Regions from separate parts of the Homo sapiens genome. Here region 1 is linked to region 2. Evidence: read pairs that join two places in POLR2A ChIA-PET (ENCODE). Cell type or tissue: A673. All regions are shown on one strand. Each heading gives the region's core, and the rest is flanking DNA. Links, peaks and the distances in the headings are about the cores only.

What was found. Peaks named below come from ENCODE experiments on the same cell type or tissue, not always from the same donor. Only the 100,000 strongest peaks of a DNase experiment are listed, where the experiment ranks them.
Region 1: POLR2A ChIA-PET joins it to region 2 with 14 read pairs; 2 of 35 experiments call an interaction of 5 or more read pairs at or near these places.

What each region holds. Positions count from the first base shown.
Region 1 is chr6:119,108,178-119,113,562 of GRCh38, reverse strand. It overlaps a transcript of FAM184A not described here. Among named protein-coding and RNA genes, the nearest start is that of FAM184A, 32 kb to the right of the region's middle. In A673, for the core only: a CTCF peak has its summit at 2,624 (motif pointing right); a DNase peak (open chromatin) is centred at 2,642; H3K27me3 peaks cover 330 bases.
Region 2 is chr6:119,185,202-119,190,534 of GRCh38, reverse strand. It overlaps MAN1A1 (mannosidase alpha class 1A member 1), which reads left to right. Exons shown (of 13, transcript NM_005907.4): 10 at 652-871; 11 at 1,958-2,130. Among named protein-coding and RNA genes, the nearest start is that of FAM184A, 110 kb to the right of the region's middle. In A673, for the core only: no CTCF peak of the experiment used is centred there; a DNase peak (open chromatin) is centred at 2,764.

The DNA.
Region 1 (5,385 bases), core at 143-5,142, 77 kb after region 2:
TGAAACCTTGGAAAGCAAAACCACAGATAAGGGGGGACTGAGAACTATAGTTGTATGGTATGAGCTTCAAAGAAGCATGATTAGGGGTGGTGAGGTTGAAAAAAAAGGAAGAAAACTGGTTTCAGAAGCATCACTGGGAAGCAAGTCTCCACATCCAGGCACCAAGTCATAATGGGGACTTAAGAAAGCTGCATGACAACCCGTAACTCAGGACACAGCCAGGCCTCATTTAAACAGTGAAGGGGAAGGACCTTGAGAGCCAGGGAGATCTGGGGAAATTAGGAGGCAGGTTGAGCAAGCGAGAGAGTTTCCTGGCCACAGTTGTAATGTTTCAGGAACATAATGAGAGCATTTTTTTTTAAAGGGTTGAGTCAAATAATCTGATAATGGTGATCAGGAAACTTGCCCCATGAGCACAATGGCCATGCCACAGAAATGGGCTGGCAGTAGTACCCTGTCATGCTCAGTCAGTGGCTGCAGCCATACTGGGGCGGTGTGGACCCAGAGAACAGCAAGGGGACTGGCAGCCAACTACACTCCCCTCTGCCAGAGAGACAGGAAGTAAAACCTTCCCCTCCCTTCTGCAGCTCCACTTAGCATTTAGGCAAGGAAAAATGTACTGTAAGTGCCCTTTTATGGCAGTTGGTCATTTTGCTGATTTTCTTCGCAGAAGGCATCCTTTATCCCACACAAAGAAGTTTTCCAAAGATGCCTTGGATTCCACATCTATCCTTTTTCAACTTTCCTCATATTTTAACTATCTTTCTCAATTTCATTTTTATCTTTTCCACACATTTCCTTTAAAAAATAGTGTGACTATCTCAAGCTATGAGACAGGATTGCAGTCCATTTTCCAAAAGAATAAAATTCAATTTCTCTGTAGAGTGATGTCTGTCCTGTGGCCACTCTTCAGGGTATAACAGGTAATAGCCACTGACGATCTGAATTGCAAGTGTGGGGGTGGAAATCAATTAAGCTGAAAGTGAAAAGGATAAAGGAGACTGCTCTACTCTAAAACCCATTCAACTTTCAATGGCCAGAAAACTAAAAATGTTATCTCAAGAGTTTTCTAAACGGTTTAAACCTAACCCGGATGGAAGTCATGGCACGTTCAATTTGAAGTATGATCATTCAAGGCTAGGCGTGGTGGCTCTCGCCTGTAATCCCAGCACTTTGGGAGGCCCAGGCAGGCGGATCACCTGAGGTTGGGAGTTCGAGACCAGCTTGACCAACATGGAGAAACCCCGTCTCTACTAAAAATACAAAATTAGCCGGGCATGTAACGTGCCTGTAATCCCAGCTACTGAGGAGGCTGAGGCAGGAGAATTGCTTGAACCCGGGAGGCGGAGGTTGTGATGAGCCGAGATTGCGCCATTGCACTCCAGCCTGGGCAACAAGAGTGAAACTACACCTGAAAAAAAAAAAGAAAGAAAGAAAAGAAAAAAGAAATATGATCATTCCCACACTCTATGTATAATAATAACACATTTCATGGACATAGGAGGTCCCCACCTGCTTTCTTTCCAGAATAAGTACAATCAGGGATTACATAGTTTTTAATAGAATAATATGCAGTACATGGCCTTGTTACTTTGCTATGTTTTAAAACTACCAGAAGACCATGAAAACAATTTTTCAATTTCTCTAGGGCCACTAAACAGTCTCTTTTCTGTTTCTTTAATGAAAACTGTTTCTTTAATGAAAATATTCAGTCTATATGCCAGGAAATGGATTTTATAGAGAAACATGAGTTGCCCAAATTACCCTAACTTGCCTCCTTCCCTGCAGCTGAATCTACTACATGCATTTTTCGTAGTACATTAAACTGCTGCATTCTCGACACCGCCAAAATAATTTGCATTGTGACTAGAACATGACAATCTGTTCATCAACAGACAAGACACCTCTTTCAGGAATGGGGAAACCCAACAGACTTAGTGTCAACTTATTATTACATGGTAACATAAACTGGAATACGCCGGGTTTCTGTGGTCTACGGAATCAGCTTCCTCACTTCCCTGGAAATTCAACATTTTAAAAAATTATCTTTTGCCATTTTAGCCATTTTTGAATGTACAGTTCTGGGCACTGAGAACATTCACATTTTTGTGCAACCATCACCACCATCCACGTCCAGCCGTTTTTCATCTTCCCCAACTGAAACTCTGTATCCATTAAACTCTGACTCTCCGTTCCCTCTTCCTCCCTAGCCCCTGTCAATCACCATTCTACTTGCTGTTTCTGGGAATTTAAGTGCTCTGAGAATCTCATATAAGTGAAATAATATATTAGTTATCTTTTTGTAATTGGCTTATTGCAGTTAAGTCTTCAAGGCTCATCTATGTGATAACGTGTCAAAACTTCCTTTTTGAGGCTGAATAATATTATATTGTTTGTATATAACATATTTTGTTTATCCATTCACCATCAAGGGACACTTGGGTTGCTTCCATGCTTTGACTTTTATAAATAATGTTGCTATGAATGGGGATGTACAAATAGAAACTTCAATTTTAAGTAAGCATAAGGCTGCAGCAATGACGAGGATACTCATCGCAACCTTCCTTTTCATTTGCTGGGCCACACTTCAGTTACAGGTGGTGACCAGAGTGAATATCAAGTTTAAACTGCAGGTGGCAGCAAATATTCATGAACTAGACCCAATGTCTGGCAAAACCATAGCTGTTTTTTACTGCGTTAAATTTTGCCTCTTTAGAATGGAATTCACATTTTTCCCCAGGTCGCCTATGTTCAACATAAGAAATGCTGGAAGCATTTGTGTGGGTTTAACTAACAAGGAGTACTTTAATTGTGAAATATAAAAGAATGGTGGATCAGTATCTGAGTGCTTGAAATTCTGCTCACAGCTTTCACAGTCTTGCCTGAAATGTCTCAGCCAACCACACATTCATAATCTTGCCACATCTTCAAGCTCTGAAAATAGGTCTTCATCATTCATGAGGAACGGCCTCTGGCTTGTCCATGGGATAGACCCTGCTAGTTGTCTATCCAATATCCTTTTCACTTTTTTGCCTACAAATAAAAACCCCAATTTTGATTAGGCCACCGTGTACCCAACTAAAAAAAAAATCTCCATTGCCTCACCTCTCTTGCAGCCGAGATGAGGGTATGCCACAGTTCTTTCCTGGAGATAGAAGCTCAAGTCTGCTGGAAATCAAAAGTTTTGCTTTCCTGATACAGGCTCCTCCCGTTCTTCCTTGTGTTTGTTGTGTTTCGATTGTTGTTTTGGTTGCTTCCTACCAAAAACCTGGGTGGGAAACTAAAGGTGGGACAGCCATACTGTAACGATGAGACCACCAGGAAAATAAACGCACATGTTAAGCACTGCAGAGTAGAAAAAGGAGCCTGGGGTGATGATGGCCCAGGTGAGGTGCCCCAGGATCCCTGGGCTACCCATCTGTAGGTGGACTGCTTACTTTCAAGCAGGACTTCTCACTTCCTGTTATGCGAGAAAAATATTTCCTTATTGAGTTAAAGCACGATACTTAGACTTATGTTAGGTGAAGCAGCGCCCAACCCCCAGGTGAGATGGATAGATAGTCCCTGGGATGCATCGATGAGTTAAATGTGTGTTTAAAGATAAAGACAATAAATATACTAGCTTCTTTTTTAATTGAGAAAAGGTGCCTAAAATGCAGGGCAGAACTACATTTTTATCAGACATAGGTCTAAAAATACTAAGGCAGATATTACGCAACATTTAAAGTAATGAGTTAGTAGGCTTTTCCATAAATAAAGGAATGGCATTTAGGAGTAGAAGTAGGAGAAGAGGATAATAAATAATAAATAGCAGAGCTATTTTAAATAATAAAAGCAGAGCTGAGTTTCTAAGATGAAAGTCCTCATGAATGTGGGAGTCTCTGTTCATTAACAGCTTCAATTCGTCAGATTTTGCCACAATGTTATAATAACTCATTTGTGAAATGCCACAAGGTCAAGATAATCCTGTCCTCATCCATATCTTTTTAGTGAGAACATTTGGTGCTCTGTATACATAGCTAAAGTATTCATCCAGTGACATGAACATTTACCAACATCTGAGAGAGAGACAGAGAGACAGACAGAGAGAGAGAGAAGGATTCACAGAAAAAGTGAAATGAAAGACTTGGAGAAAATATTCTAGAATCAGAGCACCCAAAGGGATGGAACCAAACAGGAGAGTGACTGTGAGAGAGGCTGAGGTTTAAGTGCTAAAATCAGGTCTAAATCTGTGACTCTAATTTCTTCTGTGTACTTTAAACAGGTTTCTACATTTGTAAAGTAAGAGATGGGAAATGTCTCATGACACTTATAATTTAGTTGGAGAATAAAAAACTAAAGACACATTAGCATAAGAGCAAATAGTGTGGCACAGTGTGTAATTAATGGCTAAATTATATGGTTCAAGGACAAGTGCTACAGAAATTGAGAAAACAATAAGACCAAGAATAGTTGGGAAAGGGTTTCATGGAGGAGATAGGAATAGGGATAATTTACAAAGAGAGAATATTGAAGAAATAACTTTCTAAGTAGAAAGGAAAAAAGACAAGAAAGGATGCAGATGTTTGGCTTGTTTGTGGCATGAAAGGAAGACTTGTTTTGGAAAATAGTGGGGAGTAGATTTAGGTTTGTAGTATTGAGTCAACTCATAGATGCCCTCAAAAGCTAGGAAGAAAACATTTGGAAGTTGAGTAGAAGTCACTTCTGTTTCCTGGAGCGTGGAGATTATTGGCTCAGGCATTCCCAACTCCACTCAAAGCTTTAATGGTTGGGAAACCCAGGAGCATCCCAGGTACCCAAGCTTGTACTGAGTGTCAGCTCCTGAGCCAGCAGCTCTCTTCACTCTCCATCAAACTCCATCCATCAATCCCTGGGTGACTCCTTCCAAAGAGGGAACCAACCCAACCTCCAGAGGGTACTGTCATTTTCAATCCATGAAGAGGATTGCAGGCACTCCCTGCAATTTGAAGAGAAGATTATGATTTGAAAAGGTAGACAGTCTTTTAAAAAGTCAAGAAAAAGTTTTTAAGAGTGACAACCCCAGTACACCATCATGGAATTTCGGCAGAGGCAAAGAAAAAAAAAATTGCCACCAGTGCTGGCCACCTTCTAGAGCTGCTGACTTGGAGGAAGCAAACTAAAGTGCAGAGGACCTCAATAGAGCCTGGATGGGGTAGAGGCTATTTAACAGCATTTCAGAAGAGAGAAGAGACTCGAGTTCTTGGTGATGGTTCCACTCTGCTCCAGACAGGTGCTCCAATCTCATTCAACAAAAATTATTCGGTGAGAGTGTCAAGGGGAATTTGCCCATCATATATCAAGGCATCAAAAGGTCTCGATGAGTGACTCATATTTACTACAAACAAGGAAGAAAATGAATGTCAT
Region 2 (5,333 bases), core at 334-5,333:
TTATAAACAAAATGTGGCAGAGTCGTATCAGGAGATCCTGTTGTTCCCATTTATGGATTAGGATGCTGAGATTTAGAGATATAGTAAGCAAATTGTTCACTCCCACAAATTAGAGATAGTGTCAGAGCTGGAATTTGAAGCCAAGTCTTCTGGCCCCAGAACACCTCCTCTTTGCCACTCTATTTTGTTATCCCTCCAAGCCTACAGAAGTGAAAGGAAGAGTTCTGCCACCATCCTGGATCTCATGCACAAATATGCTGTGTTCTTCATCCACCTTAGGGCCTGGGCTGTGTTATTTCACCACTTATGGAAATGAAAATGTACCAAACCAACTATTACTGCTGCACAGTGGCCTGTCTTTGGGAAGGAGAAAGTTTTTTGAATATGAGGAATACAATGTTTGGTCACAGAACCAAGCAAAACCAAATGTGCTGGCGCAGCAGTGTTAATTCTGACTAATCAAACAAATAAGGCATAAACTAGAGGAGGAATACAGAAAGCAATAGCATGTAATTTCAGGTTGAATGGATTTTTAACACCAAACTCTGATTGTCAGGTGTATTCTATTCTTTTTTTTTTAATGTTGGGCATATTTTTAGTATAAATTTGAGAAGAGATTACAAAATGTTAAAAAATAAGTGTTTTTCACAGGCTATCGAGACTCATTTGATCCGCAAGTCTAGCAGCGGACTAACTTATATCGCAGAGTGGAAAGGGGGCCTCCTGGAGCACAAGATGGGCCACCTGACCTGCTTCGCGGGGGGCATGTTCGCACTCGGGGCTGATGCAGCTCCCGAAGGCATGGCCCAACACTACCTTGAACTCGGGGCTGAAATTGCCCGTACTTGTCATGAATCATATAATCGAACATGTGAGTACATGTTATTCTTCATTTATGGTCTATTCCCACATGCTTTGATTTAATGCAGTTTTGTCATTGCTGCCCTCAAAAGACTATCCGCTCTGCCTATGAAGCTTGATGATCGTGATTAATGTCTCAAAGGAATGTATATTTTATTTTAAAAGGCAATGCTTTTCTTCCTAAAAATATCTACCTTTAGTTTACCAAGAAACAAAAATCCAGGCCATAAAGAGTTAAAGCCAGCCTAATTTACTGACTTCTGCTTTTGCCAATAACATTGGGCAAGGGTCTCTATCTCCCTGCAAAGAGAAACTTAGCATTTTATTAACCATTATTAATCTTCTCCACATCCCCCATGAAACAGATCATGAATCCCACTCCCTTCTTATAAAATAGGAATTTGAAACACAAAGTGTAAATAACTGGCCTTCTGTTACGAAATTACTTAGGATTGTCAACCACTAAGTTTCTGGCTAACTCAAATGGTATTTCATGGTGCCTTGTATCTGCCTGGTGGGTGCTCAGTAAATGGGGGTTAAATGAAAAAAATAAATTGTTAATATTTTCTAAAATGGACTCTTTTCAATGACTAAATTGTTTAAGTATATGAATATTATATATTACATGATGTTTATAACTCGTTTTTAAAATGACTACTTTGACATTTCTCTTCAGTGTTGTTAAAGTACAGTCAGACCTTCGTATCCCTGGGTTCCACAACTGCAGATCAGAAATGTTCCCAAAAAATGGATGGTTCTGTCTGTAGTGAACATTTATAGAGTTTTTGTTCTTATCTTTATTCCCTAAACAATACAGTATAACACCTAGTTACATAACATTTACACTGTATTAAGTAGTATAAGTAAACAAGGTGATTTAAAGTATATGGGAGGATGTACCCAGGTTGTATGCGAATACTTTGCCATTTTATATAAGGGACTCAAGGATCCATGGATTTTGTTATCCTCGGAGGGTCCTGGAACCAGTCCCTCATAGATACTGAGGGATGACTGTACTTTCTAGTTTCATTTAAGTTATTGACTGTAAGCACTGTCCAGGAAAATAACCCTTATTCATTCATTCCATGTCCTTTAGTTATGAAACTGGGACCAGAAGCTTTCAGATTTGATGGTGGTGTTGAAGCCATCGCTACAAGACAAAATGAAAAATACTACATCTTACGGCCAGAAGTTATGGAGACTTACATGTATATGTGGAGACTGACTCATGATCCAAAGTACAGGAAATGGGCCTGGGAAGCCGTAGAGGTGATGTTTTAATTTGCATGTTTCTTATAGATAAATTTCATAGTAAAAAATGTTCAGTGATACCCATAAATCAGGCTTATCAACTTTTCTATAATTTTTAATGCTTCGACCAGGATTTTTTCCACCCAGGACTGTGTATTTTCATTGAAGTCATTTTATATCCCTGGCTTCAGCTTTGCTTTGTATAACATTGATATAGATATATCTACTGATAGACTTAGATATTGAAGGAGATAACTAGAAAGGCATAGTCTAAAATTAAGTTCCCATTAATACAAAAATGATGATCTCTTAATTCCACCTAAGGGTTGTTGGCAGCTTGGGGTATTCACCTCTATTTCAATAAACCACTTCATGTTTTTTTCTGTCTTTGGGCTTTAAAATGCTAGTATATGCTTTTACTTAGAGTAAATAGCTACTTAGATCTAACTTTTAGAAAGCACTTATAGAAGAATTACTTTGTATAAGGATATTCCTTTACCAGTCTCAGGTTTCTTGGAATATCTATAAGCTTTCCATCTGCCCAGTGTGTTGTTTTGTCTGTCACCTCTTGGGTCTCTTCCTGCTGAGGATAGTATACCTCCTTCCTAAACCAATCTAGTGAATGCTTTGTGTGCCGAATGCCTGAGGAGGCAACCTGCAGGATATGCATCTAACAATGTCTGTCTAATTGTAAGAGTTATTATTCCTCAAGGAGTGGGAGGGAATTCAGGGGATAAGAACAAGCAAATTCTTTAATTACACTCTCATTCTCTAGCACTCTTTGTTAGAAAGTTAGCTATCTTTAAAAACTGTCCATGAGGAATGACTTCTCTCAGGAAATCTAAAATGAATATTGCCTTTGGTAAAATTTAACTAATATCTTAGGAAGCCATCGGTGAATCTTGCTTATTATCCTCTTCATTTAATATGTGTCTTATCATTAATCATCAGTCATTTTAAATAACAGCAATTCTCTAGGCCTCTTTGAGGGGGCAGTTTTATTACATTTAATCAGTAGTCATTGTAATTTCTTTACATTTCTGTTTTTTTCCTCTGGAGAAAATGTTAAAGTTGAAGCTTTTCTAAACTTTGGTGATAGGGAATTGTTTTGGTCTTCAATTGGCCAGCAAATGAATTGAATATTTTAAGTTGAAAATATCAGGAATGGTGTGTTCCATCAAATCTAAAACACCATAATTAGTAAGAAGCATCATTATTTTATATACCACTAAGAAAAATAACACTACCAATTAAGTTATGACATCCATTTTATAGATGTTAGAATGTACAAAATGTATGGCCGAGAAGGTATCAAAAATGGGAAGTAAGCAAATTCGTATTGCCAGGTAGACAGGATGCTTTGGTTTGCTGTGTTCTTCAGGGGGTTGCTTGTTTATGAGATCATAAGGTTGGTTTATGTGTTATGATTTTTATTTCTTGTCAACTCTTTAACATAATATATGACCTGAAATCGTTTCCCTGTGTCACAACACTGAGGTCTCAATTTTGGGGATGCCCCCAGTAACCTCTGCTAGAACCTGAGCTATAGTGGTGAGCCAGGAGTGCTGTAGGGTCTTGCATTTTTTAAACCAGAAAAACTGGGACTTCGAAGGCATGGCCGCACGTTTTTCCCCTGGTGTTATGCCCACCCCCGTGGCCTCCTGTGTTTCAGCAGCAGCCCCGCATATGCTTGCAGCTCCCACCTCCAGCACTTGGCTGTTCTGATGCATACTTGAGACCACAGCTGGAAACCATGTCAGGAAAAGAAGGTGGAAGAGCTTTTCCCTAGCCAGCTGGCTGTGGTCTGGGAAGTGCTGGGGAGTTAATGGCTGTCAACCAAGGAGGTTTTGGAGTTGGTGGATAACTGTCCCAGTCTTCTTTCCTTCAAGAATCATTCTGGAATGCATGCTACATGGTTCTTCAGAGGGTTTCTAGCAGGAGTGAGCCTCGTTGCACACAGTTGAACAATATGATTCATTGGCTCTTCTGTCCCTGTTTTGCTTTTCCCACTTGCCCACTTCCTGATGTCACCTCCCTGATAGACTTCCTGCATCCTGCGTCCAACCCTTGTCTCATGCTTTATTTTTAAGGGAACGCAAACTGAAACATAGGGGGTCTTAAAAATCACCTCATCCAGCTTTCCGCTTAAAGACAAGACTCCCCTCCATATCTTTGCAAGATAGCTGTTCCTCATCAACCCAAGGACTTTCCAGCAAAGGGGAATGTATCACCTAATAAAGTAACTCATTCCAATTGGTAATATTGAAGGTGTTAGAAAGTTATTTATTTTGAAGCCACAATTTACAGTGTTCTGTGCTCTGGGGGTACCAGAGGGAAAAAATCTCCCTTCTGCATTTCAGCTCCTCAATTATCCGAAGACAGCAGGTTCTGCCATCTCTTCCTTTCCTCATCCATCATTTCCCTTGATTTTCTTCTCCTGACCTGGTTTCCAGCTGTGGTCTTTTAGGGCTGAATAGTGTGAACCTCTCTTCTCTCTTCGCAGTGTGATTTTTTCACAGCTTATGGTCCAACTTGTTCTTTTAGTAGATTTATATTTAAAAAAAAAAAAAAAAAAAAACTGGGAGGCCAAAGTGGGTGGATCATGATCATGGTCAGGAGATCGAGACCATCCTGGCTAACACGGTGAAACCCCGTCTCTACTAAAAGTACAAAAAAAAATTAACCAGGCGTGGTGGCGGGCGCCTGTAGTCCCAGCTACTCAGGAGGCTGAGGCAGGAGAATGGCATGAACCCAGGAGGCGGAGCTTGCAATGAGCCGAGATCACGCCACTGCACTCGAACCTGAGGGACAGAGCAAGACTCCAACTCCAAAAAAATAAAGAAAAACTGGCTTATATTGAAATTATGGTCAGTGTTAGCTTCTCCATTTGCTACCGTTGAGTCACATCTCCTTTGCACTGTGCTTTTTCACCCATACTTTCAGTTTGTAAAGTATTTGTAAGCCGTCTTCCTATCTTCTAACAAAGCACTCCCTTCCCAGCCTTCTTTCACTGATACACTTGAGAAACCTGCTTTCTGTGTCTTAATTAAATTTCTAATAATAATGTCAAATAAGATGTGAAAAGGTATATAATCCAGCAGTACAACACTAGAGAGTTCTTTTGTGGGTTAACAGCACTCCATTAATCACAGGTGTTCAAGCACTTGTGAGTCTGCCTGACAGAAATAATATTTAACTGATAATTTCTTTTGCTTTTTCTC